2 separate regions of the Homo sapiens genome follow, and region 2 is linked to region 1. Evidence: read pairs that join two places in POLR2A ChIA-PET (ENCODE). Cell type or tissue: CD4-positive, alpha-beta T cell. All regions are shown on one strand. Each heading gives the region's core, and the rest is flanking DNA. Links, peaks and the distances in the headings are about the cores only. Region 1 has its middle 34 kb from the start of RAD51B-AS1. Region 2 overlaps RAD51B (RAD51 paralog B).

Region 1 (2,925 bases), core at 287-2,786:
GGGCCTCAGGGGTAAAGAATTGAGTTAATCATCCTATTTGATTCATGGCAGCATCACACTCACTGCATTCCCCTCGCTCCAGTAGTTGCTATACTCATGTGTTTCAAGGGATCCTTTGATAATGATATATTCTTGTGAGATACATGGTATTATTCTGTAGGAGGATTGTATTTTTAATTCATAAATGGTATGCTGTAAATAGCATTTGGTTTCCTGCTCTTTTTTCCAGTTCTAAGGTATCACCATGTGACAGTATGTGCATATCATTCCCTGCTTCTAAGATCCATGGGTATTCCATAGTGTGTGCCTACCAGTTAACCTATCCACACACGTGGTGATGCACAACTCAGCTGCCACATACAAGGCAGCTGCAAGTGCCCTGGTGGCTGGCACAAGAACTGCTCTGAGAAACCCAAAAGGGTTTCTGTGCCCCAGGTGGACACATCCTCACTGCACTGAACCCTTCCAGACTGCTTTGTGACCAAGCAGATCTATGTAATAAGGTGCTTGGTATAGTGCTTTTTACCTTATCAGCTATTAACCAAAGAATCCTACACTGGGGCATCAGGGTTTAATCCAGTTCTGCCACGGGGTGGCTGTGGGATGTTACATAAGTCACATCATGTGTCTGGGTCTCAGGATCCTCTTCCACCAAGTGAGTATGCCGGACAAGGTCAACCCAAGGCCAACCCTAACCCCACTGGGAGTGCATCTGAGGGGCAGCACAAGACAATGAAGCAGAGACACCTTCAGACCCCAAGTCCTGGCTTTGGCGGCCTTTGAGAATTGCGGAAGGAGCCCACTGGGAATATATGTGTTATAGGAGTCCTTTGACAATTAAATGAAATAATGGACATAAAGTACCTGGCACTTTGAGAAGCTGTTCAAACTGATATCTACTCTCTTTATTCCCAACCCATGCCCTTTCCCTGTTTTGTCATTTTCCATTGAAGAATTCTGAAATTTTTCGGATTCTAAATTCTGACAATTTACCGTTCATTCTCTGTCTTCTTAATGAGGTGTAAATACATACAGTAAGGTCTAATAATCTTCTTTTAATAACAGCTTTATTGAAGTATTCACATACCATAAAATTCACCCTTTAAAAGTATACAATTCACAGGTTTTTATAATACTATATTCACAGAGAAATCTCATCACTACTTAATTTAAGAACATTTTCCTCGCCCCCCACCAAAAAAAAAAAAAAAAAAAAACCCTCACTCTCCATTTCACCCTCTCCAGCCCCTGGCAACCATTAATCTACTTTCTGTCACTATTCTGAGCATCTCATACAAATGGAATCATTTACCATATGGCCTTTTGTGACTGGCTTCTTTCACTTAGCGTAACATGTTCAAGGTTCATTGTCAAATAATATTCCACTCTATGGACACAGCACATTTTGTGTATTCATTTGTCAGTTGATGAACACTTGGGTTGCTACCACTTTTTGGCTATTATGAATAAAGCTTCTATGAACATTCATGTACAGATTTTCGTGTGGTCATGTTTTCAATTTTCTTGGGTATATACCTAGGAATGGAATTGCCAACTATATGGCATCTTAATGCTTAACTTTTAAGGAGGTACCAAAATGTTTTCTGAAACACTGCTTTTCAGTCCCACAGCCATATACGAGGGCTCCAATTTCTCTACATTCTCATCAGCTCTTATTATTGTCTTGTCTCTTTTGTTTTAGCCACGCTAGTGGGTGTGAAATGATATCACTTTGTGGTTTTGAAGTGCACTAATCTTACATTAGCAGCTTGGTTTTTGCAAATGTGTGCACCTAAGATACATATACACAGATTTAAATATAGAACATTTCCCTCCTCCTGCCTCTGAGTCACTAACTTCCTACCCAAGGTAACCACTGTTCTGCAGCAACATTGCCTGATTTTCGTGCTCTTTAACTTTATGTAAATAACAACATAAAATATATACTCTTATGTCTAGCTTTTTTTCACTCAAAAAATGTTGTGGTATCAGTGGTTTCAGGTGCTTGTTCTTTTTACTTCTATGTAGTATTTCATTATATGAGTATACTGCAATCTGTTTATTCATTCTTTTATGAGTGGACATTTGTGTTGGTTCCAACTTGGGGTTATTATGAATAAAATTGCAAAACACTCTTGTACCTTTCTTTTGGAAGAAATATGAACTCATTTCTCTTAGGTCTGTACGTAGGAATGGAATTGCTGGATCACAGAGTAGCTTTAACTTTAGCAGAGGTTACCAAACAGTTTTCCAGAGTGGTTGTACCAATTTACATGCCCATCAGTAGTGTATGAGCATTTCAAGTTGTTCTATATCTTCTTTGGCACTTGAATAAATCAGTCTTTTTGTTTTTGTTTTTTAATTGAGACACGATCTCATTCTGTCATCCAGGCTGGAGTGCTGTGGCACGAACATGGCTCACTATAGCCTCAACCTCCCTGGGCTCAAGTGACCCTACCATCTCAGTCTCCAGAGTAGCTGGGATTACAGGCGTGCACCACAATGCCTGGCTAATTTTTTAATTTTTTAGAAATGGGGTCTCACTATCTTGCCCAGGTTAGTGTCAAACTCCTATCCTCAAACGATCCTCCCACCTCAGCCTCCCAAAATGCTGGGATTACAGATATGAGCTACCATGCTCAGCCTAAGTTTTTAACGTTTTTCAAGTAAGTTTTAGTTTTGGTGTATAATGGTATCGCACTACGGTTTTAATTTGTGTTTCTCTAGCAACGAATCATGTTGAGCACCTTTGTTCATTGCCTTCAGTCTGAAACTTAGCTGAAAGGATCTGACAAATAATGCTCAACTCTCCCTGGTGGTTACCAGAAGAGCTAAGGATTGAGGTGCTCCAGGGGGCCCCATCAAGGGTGAGGTCTTTTATCCCAGATCCTTGATCACACTCTACTAATTGAACACTAATAAAAA
Region 2 (2,925 bases), core at 94-2,593, 420 kb before region 1:
GGCATGCACCACCACGCCTGGCTAATTTTTTTGTATTTTTAGTGGAGATGGGGTTTTGCCATGTTAGCCAGGCTAGTCAAACTCCTGACCTCAAGTGATCCACCTGCCTTGGCCTCCCAAATTGGTGGGATTACAGGAGTGAACCACTGCGCTTGGCCAGAATGTAAGTTCTTGTGGGCAGGAATTTTTGTCACTTTTGTTCAGTGCTGGATCTCCACATCTTAGAAAAGTGCTTGACAATAATAGTTAATAAATAATTGATGTTAATAAATACTGTATGATGAATGGCAATAGGCAATTCAGGGAACCATGTGAGAAAGGAAAGAACAGAAGTGGAACAGCTCAGCTTTTGAAGGAGAAATCTCCCACCTTCACACAAGGGTGGTGACTGAGTAGCTTAGTGTGATACACTATAATGATATTTATTAGCCACCTACCATCTGCTAGGTCATGTGTTAGACAGGTGCTTGGGACACATAGACAAATGCTACAGTCCCTGCTCTATGGGAAGCTCACAATCAGGGGAGGGGAAGGGCTGTGGCTATGACGGACAAGTAAGCAGGTTACATTTGGTGTCATGATGGCATTAGGTTTGGGATGTTTTTGGGGAACAGATAGGAGTCCTGGCTTGGGGATGGAGGCTCTCTAGGAACTTTACAACAAGGAGGCATGTGAAGAATTAACAGCAGTTCTTAATAGGAGAGAGAGAAGGGGAAAGTGCACCTGACAGAGGGAAAAGCCCCCGTCATGGAATCCAGGCAGGGGCCGGATTGCCGAGACCAGCTCGGTTGGGGAGACCCTAACCCAGTGGCGCTAGAGGAATTAAAGACTCACACAGAAATATAGAGGTGTGAAGTAGGAAATCAGGGGTCTCACAGCCTGCAGAGATGAGAGCCCCAAACAGAGATTTATCCACATATTTATTAACAGCAAGCCAGTCATTAGCATTGTTTCTATAGATATTAAATTAACTAAAAGTATCCCTTATGGGAAACGAAGGGATGGGCCAAATTAAAGGAATAGGTTGGGCTAGTTAACTGCAGCAGGAGCATATCCTTAAGGCACAGATCACTCATGCTATTGTTTGTGGCTTAAGAATGCCTTTAAGCAGTTTTCCACCCTGGGCAGGCCAGGTGTTCTTGCCCTCATTCCCATAAACCCACAACCTTCCAGCGTGGGCATTATGGCCATCATGAACATGTCACAGTGCTGCAGAGATTTTATTTATGGCCAGTTTTGGGGCCAGTTTATGGCAAGATTTTGGGGGGCTTGCTCCCAACAGAAAGGTCTTATTCCTCATGCTGATCAGTTTGAATTTTTTCCTGAGGGTAATAGGGAGCCATTGAAATAGGGAAGTATAAAGAAAATGTGGCACATACACACTGTGGAATACCATGCAGCCATAAAAAAGGATGAGCTCATGTCCTTTGCAGGGACATGGATGAAGCTGGAAACCATCATTCTCAGCAAACTAATCCAAGAACAGAAAACCAAACACCGCATGTTCTCACTCATAAGTGGGAGCTGAACAATGAGAACACATGGACACGGGGAGAGAAACATCACACACCAGGTTGGGGGCTAGGGGAGGTATAGCATTAGGAGAAATACCTAATGTAGATGACAGGTTGACGGGTGCAGCAAACCACCATGGCACATGTATACCCATGCAACAAACCTGCACGTTCTGCACATGTATCCCAGAATATAAAGTATAATAAAAAAAAAAAAAAAAAAAGAAAAGAAAAAGAAATACGGAAGTGACGGAGTCATTTTGTAGTTGGAAGCATTTTCTCAGGCAGCCATTTACAGGTTAGGGGGATGGAGATGAAACTATAGAACTTGGATTTTGATCTCTTTGAGGCAAGTCACTTTGGGGTGGGGTTAGCCCTAAACTTCTTAAAGCAATGAGAACTTTAGAATAAGTTTTAACCTTTCTGAGATGTTGGGTGGCCAGGTCTGGTTCTAGCTTCCTACCTTACCAACCCAGGAGAGATTTCTTTGGTATACCAGCCTTCTGAATAACATCAGGCGAGCCCTCCATTTATCAAGGCGCCTAACAGTTAGAAATGGTGTCAGGCTATCTATAACTCTGCTAGGATGTGAGAGAAAATAGCAAATGACTTAAAGTACTAAATGGAACTATGAGGGCTCTGTGTGGTGGCTCATACCTATAATCCCAGCACTTTGGGAGGCTGAGGTGGGCAGATCACTTGAGGCCAGGAGTTCAAGACCAGCCTGGACAACATGGCGAAACACCATCTCTATGAAAAATACAAAAATTAGCTGGATGTGATGGTGCATGCCTGTAATCCCAGCTACCCAGGAGGCTGAGGCACAAGAATCACTTGAGCCTGTGAGGCGGAGGTTGCAGTGAGCAGAGATGGCGCCACTGCACTCCAGCCTGGGCGAGAGAGCAAGACTCTGTCTCAAAAAAAAAAAAAGGCACTATGGAAATTAATACAAGTGTTATGTTCCTTTTGCTAATGATTGCAATAATAATATTGAGTGCCTATTATGCGTCAGGCACTATACTAAGCACATAAAAATGCAACAACTTAGTGGGGTTCAATTATCACCCTCAATTTAGAAACAAAGAAACTGAAGTACGAAGTATTTCCATAACTTGCTGATGATCGCATAACTAGTAATTAGTTGGCATTCAAACCTAGAGTCTTGCTCTAGAGTCTGTGCTCTTGACCAGTATACCATACTCAGCTCTTCAAGATGATCATACAACTACCTCAGCTAGAGCTTATGATCACATATTTCTGTCATTGTTAGATTTGAGAGGTTTCCATGCATCACTATAAGTGCAGCTGTTTCTTTATGTGTGCCCTGAAATCTCTATGCTGATAGTCAGTAGAAAAGCAGTGTGTTTTAACAGAAGCTGAAGCACTGCATTTAGAATTGGGAGACTTGTAT

Evidence for each region. ChIA-PET counts read pairs that join two places held together with the same protein. Peaks named below come from ENCODE experiments on the same cell type or tissue, not always from the same donor. Only the 100,000 strongest peaks of a DNase experiment are listed, where the experiment ranks them.
Region 2: POLR2A ChIA-PET joins it to region 1 with 5 read pairs; 2 of 35 experiments call an interaction of 5 or more read pairs at or near these places.

The regions. Positions count from the first base shown.
Region 1 is chr14:68,718,149-68,721,073 of GRCh38, forward strand. No RefSeq gene overlaps it. Among named protein-coding and RNA genes, the nearest start is that of RAD51B-AS1, 34 kb to the left of the region's middle. In CD4-positive, alpha-beta T cell, for the core only: no CTCF peak of the experiment used is centred there; DNase peaks (open chromatin) are centred at 383 and 1,803.
Region 2 is chr14:68,301,739-68,304,663 of GRCh38, forward strand. The region is part of intron 8 of RAD51B (RAD51 paralog B); the gene reads left to right. Among named protein-coding and RNA genes, the nearest start is that of RAD51B-AS1, 380 kb to the right of the region's middle. In CD4-positive, alpha-beta T cell, for the core only: no CTCF peak of the experiment used is centred there; no DNase peak of the experiment used is centred there.